5 separate regions of the Homo sapiens genome follow, and regions 1, 2, 4 and 5 are each linked to region 3. A link is a contact called in ENCODE Hi-C data. All regions are on one chromosome and are shown on one strand. Each heading gives the region's core, a stretch centred on a gene start or an enhancer-like site at or near the end of the contact. The rest is flanking DNA. Distances are from core to core; before and after follow the strand shown.

What was found. Hi-C counts contacts between places; a loop is a spot of excess contacts on that map. Pooled maps may share reads with other maps.
Region 1: a loop to region 3 is called in a pooled map, with 7 times the contacts of the local background. The contact joins the enhancer-like site here to the promoter of SLC35F3-AS1 in region 3. A Hi-C loop is called at or near these places in 2 of 37 single-sample maps with no recorded cell type and 2 of 50 pooled maps.
Region 2: a loop to region 3 is called in a map with no recorded cell type, with 30 times the contacts of the local background. The contact joins the enhancer-like site here to the promoter of SLC35F3-AS1 in region 3. A Hi-C loop is called at or near these places in 2 of 37 single-sample maps with no recorded cell type and 7 of 50 pooled maps.
Region 4: a pooled map shows a loop between it and region 3 (10-fold over the local background). The contact joins the enhancer-like site here to the promoter of SLC35F3-AS1 in region 3. A Hi-C loop is called at or near these places in 2 of 37 single-sample maps with no recorded cell type and 5 of 50 pooled maps.
Region 5: a pooled map shows a loop between it and region 3 (20-fold over the local background). The contact joins the enhancer-like site here to the promoter of SLC35F3-AS1 in region 3. A Hi-C loop is called at or near these places in 5 of 37 single-sample maps with no recorded cell type and 9 of 50 pooled maps.

The regions. Positions count from the first base shown.
Region 1 is chr1:234,880,227-234,883,412 of GRCh38, forward strand. No RefSeq gene overlaps it. Among named protein-coding and RNA genes, the nearest start is that of LINC02971, 75 kb to the right of the region's middle. RefSeq lists a silencer at 1,852-1,988 and an enhancer at 2,372-2,441. Within about 2 kb of position 1,310, at least 4 of the 41 ENCODE cell types and tissues checked have a DNase peak (open chromatin) inside an H3K27ac peak, as active enhancers do.
Region 2 is chr1:234,843,172-234,846,101 of GRCh38, forward strand. All of the region lies in intron 2 of LOC107985365 (a long non-coding RNA gene), which reads right to left. Among named protein-coding and RNA genes, the nearest start is that of LINC02961, 85 kb to the left of the region's middle. Within about 2 kb of position 1,485, at least 15 of the 41 ENCODE cell types and tissues checked have a DNase peak (open chromatin) inside an H3K27ac peak, as active enhancers do.
Region 3 is chr1:234,271,397-234,274,623 of GRCh38, forward strand. SLC35F3-AS1 (SLC35F3 antisense RNA 1) reads right to left here and starts at 1,626. Exons shown (of 2, transcript NR_183711.1): 1 at 806-1,626; 2 at 1-35. All of the region lies in intron 3 of SLC35F3 (solute carrier family 35 member F3), which reads left to right. It overlaps LOC105373206 (a long non-coding RNA gene), which reads left to right and starts at 1,667. Exons shown (of 2, transcript XR_949283.4): 1 at 1,667-2,487; 2 at 2,772-3,227.
Region 4 is chr1:235,073,761-235,076,756 of GRCh38, forward strand. No RefSeq gene overlaps it. Among named protein-coding and RNA genes, the nearest start is that of LINC01348, 5.4 kb to the left of the region's middle. RefSeq lists an enhancer at 1,511-1,760. Within about 2 kb of position 1,396, at least 34 of the 41 ENCODE cell types and tissues checked have a DNase peak (open chromatin) inside an H3K27ac peak, as active enhancers do.
Region 5 is chr1:233,597,955-233,601,094 of GRCh38, forward strand. No RefSeq gene overlaps it. Among named protein-coding and RNA genes, the nearest start is that of KCNK1, 15 kb to the right of the region's middle. Within about 2 kb of position 1,891, at least 2 of the 41 ENCODE cell types and tissues checked have a DNase peak (open chromatin) inside an H3K27ac peak, as active enhancers do.

The DNA.
Region 1 (3,186 bases), core at 60-2,559, 610 kb after region 3:
ATCTCATTTTAGATCCTGCCTAAGCCACAGACTGACATGAGGCCCCCTCATTGCCAACCACTAGTTCAGCTGTGGGAAAGCCACCTCCAGGTCTTTTGTGAGAGAATCAAGGTCAGACCCCAGAGAAGCCATCTCTTCTAACTACCATGGTCTTCCTGACTCCCATTCAGAGTCAATCCTTCCTCTATTTCTCACAGACTTTTATTATTGTTATTGTCTTTAATGAAGATGTACCTAGAGTCATATATCATGATATTATTGTTTCAAATATTATTAGTAGTAGTATTTATTGGGTGCTAGTTTGTATTGAGTGCCTTTCATTCATCATCACACGTGATCTTCTTAACAAACCTAGAGTGTAGGTAACATTAATACTATACTATTATCACCATCACACCGATGAGGAAACTGTGACTCAGAAGGTTAAGTAATGTGCCCAAAGTCACACAGCTACTAAATGACAGAGCCACATTTTAAACTCAGGGTTGACAGACTCCACCAAAGATCATCTATTCCAACGCTTCCCATATGGAACACTATGCCAAGAGATGCATAGTTGCTATCTGACCTAAAATGGGTGGATAGGGAAGTTCTGGATTAAATAAGTTTAAGAAATACTACATACCCAGTGGTCCCCAGACTTGTTGGTTTCAGGAACCCTTTGCACCCTTAAAAATTATCAAGAGTAGGCCAGATGTAGTGACTCCTGCCTGTAGTCCCAGCACCCTGGGAGGTCAAGGCGGGAGGACTGCTTGAGTCCAGGAGTTTGAGACCAGCCTGGGCAACTTAGCGAGACCCCATCTCTACAGAAAAATGTATAAATTAGCCGGGTGTGGTGTTATGCACCTATAGTCCCAGCTACTCAGGAGGCTGAGGCAGGAGGATCATTTGAGTCTAGGAAGTCAAGACTGCAGTGAGCCATGATTATGCCACTGCACTTCAGCCTGGGCAGCAGAGCAAGACCATGTCTCAAAAAAAAAAATCAAAATCTTCAAAGAGCTTTTGTTTATGTGGGTTATGCCTATCAATATTTACTATCATCAAAATTAAACTGGAAATTTTTTAAAATATGCAATCGTTCACTTAAAAATAATAATAAATTTACTCCCTGCTAACACCATATTTTTGTGAAAAATGACTCTATTTCCCAAAACAAAAATACCAGTGAAAAGAGTGGCACTGTCCCACGTTTTGGTCCAACTCCTCAGTGTTCCGCTTAAGAGCTGGATTTTCACTTCTGCTTCTGAATTCAACCTGTTGCACTATCATGTAGGCTCTAGAAAATTCCAGTGTATGCTTGTGACAAAGTAAGGGTAAAATGATGCCTTAGTCTTGTTCTGAAAGTAGTGTCGACTTAACTGACCCTCCTGAAAGGGTCTCAAGGACCCTTGAAACTTCTGGCCCACACACTGAAAACCACCACTGTACTTTGAATTCTTTTTTTTTTTTTTTTTTTTTGAGACGGAGTCTCGCTCTGTCACCCAGGCTGGAGTGCAGTGGTGCGATCTCAGCTCACTGACACCTCCGCCTCCCAGGTTCAAGCAATTCTCCTGCCTCAGCCTCCTGAGTAGCTGGGATTACAGGCGTACACCACCATGCCTGGCTAATTTTTGTATTTTTAGTAGGGACAGGGCTACCAGGCATTCTTTTAGAAACTCACAGCGCATATCAGCCAGGCGCAGACTCTGAGAAGTCCTGCATGAAGGGATCATCTATAAGGTCTAATTGAATGTTTCCCAGAGTTATTGAGTGGAACATGCTTGTTAATTGACATACCCTATGACATCATGTGGAACGGCTTTCCAGTGCTAACCGTATGAAAATCTCACTAATCTGCCAGCCTCCCACCCTCAGGCAGGGTAACCCTAGAGCCACTCAGGAAACACATTTTGCATTTCACTACACTAAATCTTGCCTTGTCAAGCCGTCAACCCTCAGCGTTTCTTCCAGGGAAGCCGCGCAGCTCAGTGGAAAGACCACAGACTCAAGGCTTGAAATCTGCATCCACCACTTAACTAATTGTGTGACAACAGGAAAGACACTGAAATGCCCTTAGTCCTTCTCATCTGTAAAATGAGAGTAACACCTAATAGTGAAAGTTCCATAATCACTTTTTGTATCATCAGTCTAGACAGAGACCTGATCTCTACTATGTAACCAAACCACACACTTCATGCATTTCAAATCACGGGGTCTCTCTTGGCTCCTGTTGTTCTTGATCATGTTTTGTCACAATTTTGTTCATTTGCTTCATGTTGTTCTTCTGTCTGAGATGCACTCCCCATCTTTCTGCCTGGAAAACTTCTATGCATCCTTCAAAACCCTGATCAAAGTCCAACTCCTTTAGGAAGCCTTTTCTGACACCCCTGTCGCATTTCTTAGCCTTCAGCCCTCAGCACAGACCTCCTCAAACCTCAGAGGCAGTGCCTTCCTCGTGGTCACTTCACTGTCTGTCCCAAGTCTCTCTCTCCCCACCTCAGGCCCTGAGCTCCTCAAAGTCACTCTGCCTCCTTCTGCTCCATGCATACACAAGGTAAACCTCGAACAGCACTCATTCAGTAGAGGTTATCATTTCCTGTGAGACTAAGCCCACCAAGAAATCCTTTAGCCTTTCCTTGAGCACTAGTTGTTCTGCATCCTCCCTCCCCATCCGCAGGTGCAGGCAGGTCTTGATCTGACAGAGGTTCAGAGGCTGACCGTGCAGCCCCTCTCAGCTCTGCCCATCTGAACGCTGTCCTCAGGCCTGTCTGGCCTACATTCTCAAACTAGGAACAGAGGTGCATGGCAGGCAGGGGTCTGATGAGATGACAGCCAGGGGACATCAATCACCAGGGCCTAGCAGCGGTGGCACCCTGGGTGCTCTTCCTCAGGAACCGCTGCAGGAACTCTCAGTTCTGCCCAACATCATTTACCAAGGGCCTGTCTGGGACAACCGCCACCAATGGGTGCCTGTCCCACGCACATCTCACCACTAGCAAAACCCAGGGCTGAGGGCTGTGCAAGGGTCAGATTATCTAGAGGACTTACTGCTGCCCTTCAGAGCAGCCATGAGGCTGGACTTACCAATTCTCTTGTAGAGAAGGCTTTGTGGTCCTGGCTCTCTCCATGGGCTTTGCACAGTTGTTCCTACTAAGTTTTTTCCACAGCAGGCTGTGGACATCACAGGGAGGCAGCCATGTTTTTTGG
Region 2 (2,930 bases), core at 235-2,734, 570 kb after region 3:
CTATAATAATGTCAGTTGACTTGAGTTGACTAATATCATGACAGCGTGTTGCAGTCTTCAGAGAAAGATACTAAAATGGTTGTGCTATTACGGATCTCAGAGCATTAAGGAAAGTTGACCAGCTTTCACTGGGCTGAACCAAGGGGTGAAGCAGTCAGAGACAAGGCTGGGACTTTCCTGTTTCTGTAAAACATACTTCTTTCCATTCAAAAAGTTTTGGACAGGCAATATGCAAAAAGACAACTGCTGAATGATTCCACTTGTATGAGGCACCTAGAGGAGTCAAAGTCACAGAGACAGAAAGTAGAATGGTGGGTGCCAGGGACTAGGGGGAGGGGAATGAGAAGTTCGTGTTTAATGGGTACAGTTTCAGTTTGGAAAGATGCAAAGGCTTCCGGGATGATGGTGATGTTTGCACCATAATGTGAATGTACTTAATGAATGCCACCAAATGGTACGCTTAAAAATGCTTCAAATAGGCCAGGTGCAGTGGCTCATGCCTGTAATCCCAGCACTTTGGGAGGCTGATGTGGGCGGTTCACCTGAGATCAGAAGTTTGAGACCAGACTAACCAACATGGAGAAACCCCATCTCTACCAAAAATGCAAAATTAGCTGGGCATGATGGTGCACGCCTGTAATCCCCGCTACTCAGGAGGCTGAGGCAGGAGAATCGCTTGAACCCAGGAGGCAGAGGTTGTGGTGAGCCAAGATCGTGCCATTGCACTCCAGCCTGGGCAACAGAGCAAGACTCTGTCTACAAAAAAAAAAAAAAAGCTTCAAACGGTAAATTTTATGTTGTGTATATTTTACCACAATTAAAATGTATGGAAATATTTATTCTGATTCTTCAGTTAGATCATTTGTGGGTTAAATATGCCCCATGTAGCATTTCTTTCTGTAAATATACTGCCCCATCCCCCACATGGTATTAGACTGAGATTCCTAAGGGTAGAAACTATTTATCATTCATCTTTTTAGCCCCACTCCACCCAGTACAAAGCTCTATATAACATACCACTGGATAAATGTTATTTAAAGAAAAAAATGGATGAACAAGTGAACTCAGAATTCCCATACCGTTGCACCACGTTTTTTTCTAAACATGTGTTCACAGAATAGTAGCAGCAACAATGAGCATTATGAATGCCCTGTATTCAGAGTAAATAAGACTGTCAATCCAAAAGAAAAAGAAATAGTTAAGTGCATATATCTAGCCATATTGAAAGTTTCCTACCCTAAGTCCCCAGACAGCCCTCACTTGACTCTCATGAGTAGTAGGAGTGATAAACGAATGAATAAATGAATGACTTTTCTTCCTGGTCCACAGGCTTAGATTTTCCCAGTCTGGATATCAAGGGCATTCCATGCAGTGAGACTTTAAAGTCTCTAGAGAGGGACAGGAACCACCTGAAGTTGTTTCAGCTTAGACGTCCCTTTCCTTAGTAGCTCCTTCCTCCAGGGTGAGGCAGGAAGTGATCGCCAGCTGCCTCCCTGTTGACCAGGCTATGAAACCTTTTACAGTCACTTGGCTTCACTTCTGTGCTGTTTTTTTGGGTGAAGACTTTCTCATTTTCTGGTAAAGCAGATATTTAAGGGGCAGGAAACTCAACATCAAAAGACCGGAACAGAAGAGAGAAATCCTTGCATTATTCGGAACCAGCGAGTATGTATGGTGCAGGCAACTGAAACACCCTCTCTCTCTGCCTTTTTTTTTTTTTTTTTTGCATTGAACACTCTCAGTGTCTTCAAATTCCTAAGATTTTTTTCTTAACATCTCACATTTTATTAAATAAATCCAACCGCTGTGTATCACCGTCATTCTTAGCAAAGAATACATTAGCTATTTTCTTTGCAAAACAAAACCTAACTCTCATCTAAATAAAATCTACATGCAAAAGTAAGTGATATTTTCTGATCAGTACAATAGAATTGCCGTAAGTTTGGTCAAGGCTCTTGGCCTGCTTTCTAAAGATGTCCCTAGTATCTAGAGAGATCTCAAAATCTGTAATCATCGTGGGAAAACTTTTTCTGTGTTCAGAAATTCAGGATGACAAGAACTATCATTTTGGCAATATCTTAGAGGAGAATCTGAAAAGCTTCTGGCCACAGAAACGCCTAAATATGCTGTAGAAAAATAATAAGTGTGGTGTTAAAAGCACAGCTGAAATGAGTGAAGGAAATCCCAGAGACTGAGTATAAAGAAGGTCTGAGCACAAGAAAAAGTGCTGACACTTGGCTGCCTGAGCAGTGGGAGATCCGCTGAGGGAAAACAAGGTCACCTCAAGTTTCATAACCACAGACCACACTTCACATGGGTTTGGAGCTTAAGTTTACTCACCTGTATGGTCTAGGAAAGCTACGTCAATTAATTAACATAAAAGGAGTCCCAATATCACAAGAGCACTTGCCAAAACAAATAAAAAACTTCTCTATAGAAACCAATCTTCAACCTCTGCCACACAAGATTCCCATAGTGAGCACATTCTTTTAAATAGAAGCTCACAATCGAAAATTACAAAATGCGTTTAGAGACATGAGCAAGAGTGCACTACAAACAAGAATAAACAGACACAACGGGCGGCACAGGTAATGAGTCCCCAGAACCCCCAGAACATCAGCTAATAGAACTATCAGAAGGAGGATATGAATTGTTGTTAACATAACTGAAATGTAAAAGGAGAAATCAAAATTTTGAGAAAATAAATTTAAAAGACCAGGCATATTTGAAAAAGTACCATATGTTACCTCTAGAAATGAAATGTGTAACATTAAAAATAAAAACTTAATAAACGGGGCAAAGATTGCCAAAGAGAGAATTGATCATCCAGGAAGTGGTTTGGAAACAAATTACCTAGAATGCAACACAGAAAGATAAAGATATTTCTTACATGAAAGAGAACTTAAATACATGGAAGATGAAATGAGAAG
Region 3 (3,227 bases), core at 376-2,875:
TTGCTGAACTCTTGTGGAAACTAGTAATACAGAAACTGAAAACAGAATTATTAGTAAATGTCTCACCTTCTCTGGTTCAGAGTTTTTTCGTTTTGTGAAAGAGAAATAATGCTCTTTCTGTTATCTTTGATTGAACAGGTGTTTGTGAGGTCCCTTGAGACCCATCAGGGAAAATGTAAAAGGTGCTATAAATTTTAAAATGTTATTTATTATGCATTGATGTTATTTAATAATAATACATTTGCCGAAAGCAAGAACTTCATTCATTGAGATTTGTGTCTCAGGTTTTATCATATCATGAATAGACTTTGTACACAAAGAAAAACTAAAATATTGCTAGTAAATCAATCTGGTACCATGATCCCAGTGAATAATGATAATTCCTTGACCTTCAATTAATGAGTGCAGGGATTGAGCTCCATTTAAGAAATGTGTGAAGAGAACAAGGCCAGATGCAGTGGCTCAGGTCTGTAATCCCAGAACTTTGGGAGGCGAAGGTGGGTGGATCGCTTGAGTCCAGGAGTTCAAGACCAGCCTGGACAACATGGCAAAACCCCGTCTCTACAAAAAAATACAAAAATTAGCCAGGCATGGTGGAGCATGCCTGTAGTGCCAGCTACTTGACAGGCTGAGGCAGGAGGATCATTTGAGCTCAGGATGCAGAGGCTGTAGTGAGCCAAGATCATGCCATTGCACTCCAGCCTGGGCAACAGAGCGAGACTCTGTCTCAAAAAAAGAAAGAAACAAATGTGTGAAGACAACAGGCAGAGAATGATAAAATCCATTCATATTTAAGAATCCTTACCTGGCCCTCCTAATGGAATATTCTAGAACCGTGTATACTTTCCAGGGTATGGAAAGTAGGAGTAATAGAAGGGCAGCACGTAATTATTAATAAAACTTTTCAAAGAGGACAGGAAACAAGACCTAAAGCGTTCTAGAAGTGGAGAAACTCACTTCAACCACAGACTATAAGACCAGACAAGTTAAGAAGTAGCACTTCCAGAACATCTTTGCATGTATACTTTTGGAGTAACATCTTCATCTCTGATCCTCCCCTGCATTTGAAATTGTTCTGAGATAGGGTGGACTGGGATTGTGGGGTGAGGGTAGGGTACAGACATAGACCAATCCAGCCGTCTTCAGATGAGTCATGAAGGAAGTCGAGAGATGGATGAGGACTTGGCCTCTGTGCTCTTCAAGATCCCTTCCACCCTGGAGAGTCTGTGTCCTGTGACTTCCCCAAAGAAGCTTTATTGCTCTTTCTGAAGATGCTTCTAGAACAGCATTGGGTCTTTCTTAAATCTCAGGTTTTCCCATTCTTTTTCCTTTCCATGATAGTGACCACTCCCATATAGACTTGCTTTCCAAATGGCGTGCTGCCTGGTTCCACATGTCCTCTTGGTGGGTGGCTGCCTGCCCCTGTTTGTTGTTCTCTTGCCTGGCTGCTGCTTCTCCCAGCCAGTGTGGACAGCAGGCTCGCTGCCCCTGATGTGCCATGGGGTCAGCACAGCATCAGAACTCTCAGGTGGACTTGGAAGCCCGCGCAGGACAGTCACAGCCCCTGGGGGCTTTACTAATGAGGCTACATGAACTGCCTCTCTGGTCGGCACTCCTCGGATCCCTCTCTTGCTTTTCTGTCACCTTTTCCTTGTATTCCCTAATCCATTATTGAATCATGTGTGCATTATGTCATCATCTGACACCTGCTGCATTCAGGGAATTGCCAGCATGGGCTCACTCCAGCTGTCCCTGCCTGGTTCTCTGGAGTTGGCACTCCTACCTTCAATGCATCGATTTGAATCATTATTTCCAAACCCAGACGTCTGACTGCCAGCTGTGTCTACTTATTTTTACTATCCCTTATACAGGCTGTTGCCTATAAGTCTTCAGAAGCTTGGCGATGGCTTTCTTTGACTTTCTTTATTGATGACTGCCCAGAAGGGCCCACACCGGTGTGAGTGGTACAGGGGATGCAGGGAACGCAAGCCCAGGCAACCCCCCTCCCACGAGCCTCCCTACAATTCCAGCAGTCTGTCCTGCCCCCCTATCTGGAGTAGCCAAGAACTTAGGTTTGTGCTGAGCATTTTTGAAGAGGCAGCAGGAAGGCCAGAAGCACATCCTGCTATCACAAAATAATACTCCATCTTTCAGGATCGTGAAAATTTGAGTTATAAATTACGTGATACAGATTCTAAATTATGCAAGACTTCACAAGAGGTCAGGTGAAGGCTGGATGGCCTCAGAAGGATGGCTTCAGAAGGCCTTCAGAAGGATTGCTACAATTCATCATGCACAAGGTGTTGAGGGTCTGGAGCAGGGAAGGAATCGGGGGCATCTGAATGGAGAAATGGGGACTTGATGGAGGATTCATGAAATGATTTTTAGGATACTTGAGGGCTTGGGAGGAATACACACAGTCTGGAAAGTCCCCCTGCTTAAGGGTGCCACAATCCAGCTCCCGGAGGCATCCAGATGAAGCAAAAGGTAAGACTGACCAGCACAAGTGACTGTGGACCGCATACTCATTACATGCTGCACATGGTAGCATTTGTGTACAAAATAGGCCACATGCTGGATAGTGTTTTGGTTAAAAAAAAACCATCACATGCATTGAACTCCACTTTTAAAAGGAAAAACAGATACAAAGTCAGTTATCTATGGTCTCCATAGCTTGATTCTTAAAAATTGGGGTTAGCGAAATGTTGATAGTTCTCAGGGGGAAATGTGAACGTTGGTTCTAATTAAAACTGTCTTATTGGAATTTCCAGGCAGCTGGAGAACAAATACAAAAATCTTAATTAAAAGACCGTTTTGTGAGGTCTTCAACTTCTTCTCCATTTCACCAACACGCTGCACAGTCTGTGTATTCAGCGTCACCAAAGAGATTTTTAATTCATCAGCCTGGTTTTTGTGGATTGTTCGTTGCCTTCTCAGTGCTGTAACACATAGAGACACTGGTACAGGCATTAGGAAGGATGGGAGAAGATACCAAATGGTATAAGACATGGTCTGGTATTTCCAGGGATAGGATCATCCATTTAGGAAAACAGCTACATAGAGACATGCACAACATTACAAAGAAACTCGAGAAATTTCACAGAAAACAGCACATAATCAATTGTCAAGTGGGATCCCTGGATAGTAACTTCAGGAAAGAGGAATGTCTGTGAGTGAGCACACCAAGGCCAGGGCACGAGACGCCAGGGCTCCCTGCTGACAGTAGG
Region 4 (2,996 bases), core at 146-2,645, 800 kb after region 3:
AGGCCAAGGAAGGACTGTGCCAACTAGTCATCCGGTCACCGCCGCACCCCCCGGAGGAGCAGGAGGCACAGCAGCTTCTCCTGTGTCTCCAAGCCTGTGTCACAAAGCCCGTTGGCCGTGCCGTGGTCCCAGAATCTACCCACAAGGTGTGTGTGTGTTCCTGCCATTGGCCGTGCCGTGGTCCCAGAATCTTCCCACAAGCTGTGTGTGTGTTCCTGGGGCTGCCTGAGCCACTGGTTTCAGCAGAATCTGAGCTCTCTATGGGCCTGGACAGTGGCCTCCAAACACCCAGCCTACCCTTAGCCAAGAAGAAGGGCCGAGGGTCACCTGGGGATAACATACCTGAGCTCCTGCCCTGCCGGGCGGGGCTGAGATTTTGCTGCCAGCATCGCAGGCAGGGAGCTGGGAACAAAGGCAAGTAGTCTTGGCTCCCCAGCCTCGGGAGGGCAGATCGTAACCTGCAAGCAGGCAGGTGCCTCCTGAGCCGACAGCAGTGGCAGCAGCCACCTCGTTACTATGACAACCATACTTGGCCACCATCACTCTGTCTCCAAGAGGGGCCAGCCCCAACCTTGACCACACAGGGTCACCCAGGGCTGCCCAAGGTGGAGAATGGAGAAGAACCCAGGCGAAGGCAGGCCAAGGGCCGATGGACACACCTCCCCTTTAGTCAACAGCTCAATCTAAGCTTCAGACTGGACATTCGACTCAAAGGTGGGACAGGCCTCTCTCTCTCTCTGCAGCATTCACCCCAGGCTGCTGCTTCAAGATAAACCCCTCTCCCTGCAGGTGACTTCAGCAAGGCCTTTAGCAGACAGTGAACAGCAGACAGCATGCATGTTTAATTATAACTCTCTTGCATAGGCAGGGCTGGCTATATACAGTATGTCTGCCTGTTACTAATTATATTTACTTTCAAACGAAGTGGGGGAGATCTTCTGAAGATGAGTCAGAAAACAAAAAAGCCCTTCGTTGTTATGAAAGCAGGGGAACGTCTCCTGAGAGCGTCTGAGCAGCACTGTCACTGCCTGACAATGGAAAACCTGAGCGCCAAGGCAGCCAACCCAGTAAACACTGCACGCTGGCTTTCCTGGCCCAGCGTCCCTTCGAGCCAGTGCCTGAACTGCATACCAAACCACAATCAATAGGAAAGGCGTTCTCCCTCCCGGACAGAGTGGCATTTAGAGCCTGGCTGGCTCTTCCTGCAAAGACAGGGCGACTCGGCGATCTGCTGTCACCTTAATTGGGAGGCAGCGTTCCAGTTGAAACACAGCAAAGGTTTTTTCCCTCATCAAAGGAGAAGCATTCTGACCAGATGGCTGAATTGAAAAGGCTTCATCCTCAGCCTCCACACAGCCAACGGTGTTATTAATAACAACACTGCGAATGCCACAAATCACATGCGAACACCTAGAAACCCAAAATAGTCACCACACGCAGAGCAGTTGTCCGCGCCTTGGCGGCGATTAGGTCATTGTACTAATTTCAGCTGGACGCAGCCTCACACACATATGTGGACTCACATCCGTGTCTGTCTGTGTGTTTGAGGTCTGCAAGGGTGAGGTGCCCGCGGTTGTTTGAGGGGAACTGGTCCCCAGGCCCCACTCAGCCATCAGCTGCCTCTTCTGAGAAGACTGCGTGGGCAGCCCTGCCTCCTCTCCACACAGACGCCAGAGTAAGCCCAGCCGAGGGTGACACATCCGCCCAGGAGAGCCATGCAAACTCATACTGTTCAGAATGGGTTTTCCAATCGTTTTCTAAACAGTCACACTTGTTTTGTTTGCTTTCTTCCAGGAAGGCTGCACTGTTTTGGAAAAGTAGGGGGAGGACATTTTTTTAAATGAGTTCACTTCCTGAGTCTTTAAAATATTTCCCTGTAGACAGAGTATTGGGAAGCTGTGGCCAGAGGACAGAGCGGTCTCAGGTGGGCGGCACCCGGAGTATGAGGATCAGAGCGTGTCCCCCCACGCGCACTCTTCACAAGCCGGGGAACTGGAGTTGGCAACGAGACAGCAAGGAAGGAGCTGGGAGAGCATCCCTTCCCAAACCCCCATCCCACTTCCCACCACCCTCCAAGAAAATGTTTCTAAAGCCAGGTTGGAATTTGGAATGGGTTTTCCTGTTTGTCCGGGCAAGGTTGAATTGTGAAATCACATTATTCAAAAGAGAAGAGAAACAGTAGATATGAGAGACTAGTCACTGGAGATTTTATTAGGAAGGAATCATGAGGGTAGCCAGCATGAGTCAAAGTGCATTATTTTACCCGTTACTCGTGGTCGCCCTATGAAGCAAATGGTGGTGAGCCTATTTCACAGGTAAGGCCCCGAGAGGTGAGGTGGCAATCCCAGGGGCCCTCTACCCACTCCCACAGACTAAGTCGGCTTCCCTGCTGGACACCTTAGCAATCTGCACCATTCCTTCATTGCTGGAGTCATCACTGGAAGTGAAAGTTATTTGCAGGGTGAGTTGGCCTATGTCTGTCACTCCCCACTAGAATGAAAACTCCATGAAGACGGGGCTTGTCTTGCTCACCAAAGTACGCAGACTGGGCACAGTGCCGTGAGCACAGTAGCTTTGAAATATGTATTTATTGAAGAGATTAAAAAAAAAAAGCCAGGCATGGTGGCTCACACCTGTAATCCCAGCACTTTGGGAGGCCGAGGCAGGTGGATTACTTGAGATCAGGAGTTCGAGACCAGCCTGGCCAACATGGCAAAACTCCATCTCTACTAAAAATATATACATATATATATATATATATGCACAGTGGCGAGCACCTGTAATCCCAGCTACTTGGGAGGCTGAGGCAGAAGAATCACTTGAACCCGAGAGGCGGAGTTTGCAGTGAGCCGAGACCACGCAACCGCTCTCCAGCCTGGGCAACAGATCGAGACTCCATCTAAAACAACAACGACAACAAAAACAACGACAACAAAACCCTCTTGTTCTAAAGGAAGAAAGAAGGCCCAAAAAGAGAAACATGGCAACGCCGAGCA
Region 5 (3,140 bases), core at 641-3,140, 670 kb before region 3:
TGGCTGATGAATAAATATAAAGCAATAATGTGTTAGTTGATTATAGCTGGATTTAAGAATTTCTTGGGCAGGTTTTTAGGTCTCTTAATTGTTTTCTCCCTTCTCTCTGGATGACAGGTTTCCTCTAGGAAATGAGCTGTGGAGTGTGATCTAGATGTGGAGAGGAATGTCAGCCAAAGGATCAAGAGTCCAGGTGCAGGCTGGGCACGTTGGCTCACACCTGTAATCCCAGCACTTTGGAAGGCCGAGGCAGGCATATCACCTGAGGTCAGGAGTTCGAGACCAGCCTGGCCAACATGGTGAAACCCCCGTCTCTACTAAAAATACAAAAGTTAGCCGGGCATGGTGATGCACCTGTAATACTAGCTCCTGAGGAGGCTTAGGCAGGAGAATTGCTTGAACCTAGGAGGCTGAGGTTGCAGTGAGCCTAGATCATGCCATTGCACTCCAGCCTGGGAGACAAGAGAGAAACTCCATCTCAAAAAAAAAAAAGAGTCCAGGTGCAGATCTTTGATGTGTGTTTGTATGAGCCTTACAGATTACCTATCTTGAAAAAAGAATAAAAAATTGAGAAGGAGAACTGAAGATATTTTTCAGGTAGCATAGAGGAGTGAGTATCAAAGAATGAGCTTTAACTGTCTTATATTTTAGATAAACATTACTTTGAACCATGTAATTGCAGGTAGACCATCATCCTACCTACAAAAACAACAATATCATGAGTCAGGTGAATACTGTAAAATACAAAATACTTACTAAAAAGCCCAATAAAGATTTGGGGTCATTACAAGTTGATCACAATGTATATGCTGCATCCCTAATTGACATCTGTTTTGCTTTAAGGGATGAACACTTTGGGTATTTTTACTTCTTATAATTCTGGCCAAGTATGTTTAGATAAGATTGAAAACAACCATGAAAACCTTCCTTCTTCCCAGATCTCCAAACATGTTAAGTGCCAAGTTCATTCTAAGAGTTGCTCATTCAGGAAGTTTCTGACTTTTTAAAATCTGGATTGAAAAGGCAGTTACTCTCTCAGAATGATAAAAATCTTAGAAGCACTGGCTGAGGCCCATCAACTCCTATTTTTCAGAGACAACTGTCACCTTAAACAGATTTTAAACGTACTCATTGTTTCCAGCGCAGCCACCACACTTTATCATTCTCGTGATTGATTATCTGTCGCTGTCATCTGCATTCATGTGGTTTTCAGAAAAGAACAAATATATTTCTCAGTGATTTAAAAGTCCTTGAGAGATGACAAAGTAATAGTAACAGGAAGCTATTATTACTAAACTCTTAGGTTTCATTTTTAAATATATCACACAACGGCATCATAATCGTTTTGCATGTTTCAGAGTAACTCTGTCAGTATGTGCTGTGACTTTGCAGTTCAAAGGACAGGCCCTTCGTGACAACCAAAGAGCATTGAACTAAAGATGCCCTTGAAAAACGATTTCCCAAAGTCTGAGTTTACTCATCTGTGGAAATTGAATAATGCTGCCTGGCCTGCTTAGTTATTGTAATGAAATTACAATAATGAATTTGTCTAATGAATTATTTCATGGAAATGATCTACAAACTTTAAAGCATGAAATAAAAGTGAAGTCATTTAAGAAAAAAGGCAAAGAGAAAAGTGAAAGTATTTAAAAGAAAAATAAGTGCTCTGAAATTAAGTGACTGGGACATCTAGAATGAAAATTTCTAGTGTGCAGCCTGCATTAAGGGAATAGTAACAAAGACCAGCCAAGGTTGGTGTTTGGTTTACGGTGACATTATTCCTGAAGTTGAAAATGACCCTGTTCTTGCATCCAGTGGGGCCTGGGGGAAGACTAGGTGAGGGGGTAGAGGACACCGGATGGGTTAGCAGAAGACACTGCCTGCTAGCCAGGTGGACCGTGGCCAGGGCCACTCAACCTTGAGCCTCAGCTGCACTTCATTCAAGCTACCACAGTTGACTTTGAAACCTCGAGACCAGTTCATTCTGTGCGGCAGCATTTCTCTGTCTTGCTCACCTTGCAAAATGTAAACTCTCCATGTATCCTTCCTCTCCTCTGCTCCCACCTGCAGTTTCTTCTGGGCTTCCTGTAACTAGAGTTCCCATGGCTCCTCTCCTATGAAAAGTTTTCCATGTACCCTCTGGGACCCTTTAGTCAAATCCATTTCACCTACTTCTGCACCTACGCCTACACAGAATACCTTCTACCTCTTTGCCTTCCTGAAGCTCGGTTGTCCTGGAATAGTCCTGGCATCCCTTGGAGGAGGATGCTAATTTGACTACCCCTCAGGGCTGCAGATGGGATTCGCATCCTTCTAAAGTCCCTGAATCAATTTTCAAACAATTGCCCTTCCTTTCTTCAGTAAAAGGACCCTCAATTGGCCAGGCACTTCTGACCGCAGTATTTCTTCTTTCAGCCACTGTCTCTATCATCCACTAACCTCCCACTCATTCTTGAGACCCTGAAGATTTCTGCTCTTGCCATGTTGGCTTCCTCTCTCCCGGTCCAGGCTTCGTCATGCATCTTCAACGTGGATAAACAGAACACTAGACTTGCAGCCCCTCTAGTGACTTTCTTCCCTCCACTTTGGCAATAGCTAACTGCTAGAGATGGCCATAACCCAGGACTCACCCCTCTCTTCTGAACTAAGTCTTCTCCCCTACGACTACAGCTTCCTCTCTTTTCATCTTTCATTCCCATCTGCCAACTATAACCAGTCTCCCACCACATGGAATCCAGCAGCTGTGTAATTCTTCCATTTCCTTCTGATTTATTAGCTCTTCACTGCCTTTATTTCCTTCTCTATGCAGTGTAGACACTGTGGTCCATTATTTTAACTAATCTCCTTTTAAAGAGGCCTTTCAATTCACTAGTTCCTTTACTCTTCCCCTCACCTAGCAAATCTCTATCTTCATGTCACTCAAAGAACTGACATCTGCTGCAGAAAATGGCAAAACTGGGCTGAGCACGGTGGCTCACGCCTGTAATCCCAGCACTTTGGGAGGCTGAGGCAGGCAGATCACGAGGTCATGAGTTTGAGACCAGCCTGGCCAATATGGTGAAACCTCGTATCTACTAAAAAAAAATACAAAAATTAGCCAGGCGTGGTGGTGGGTGCCTGTAGTCCCAGCTACTTGGGAA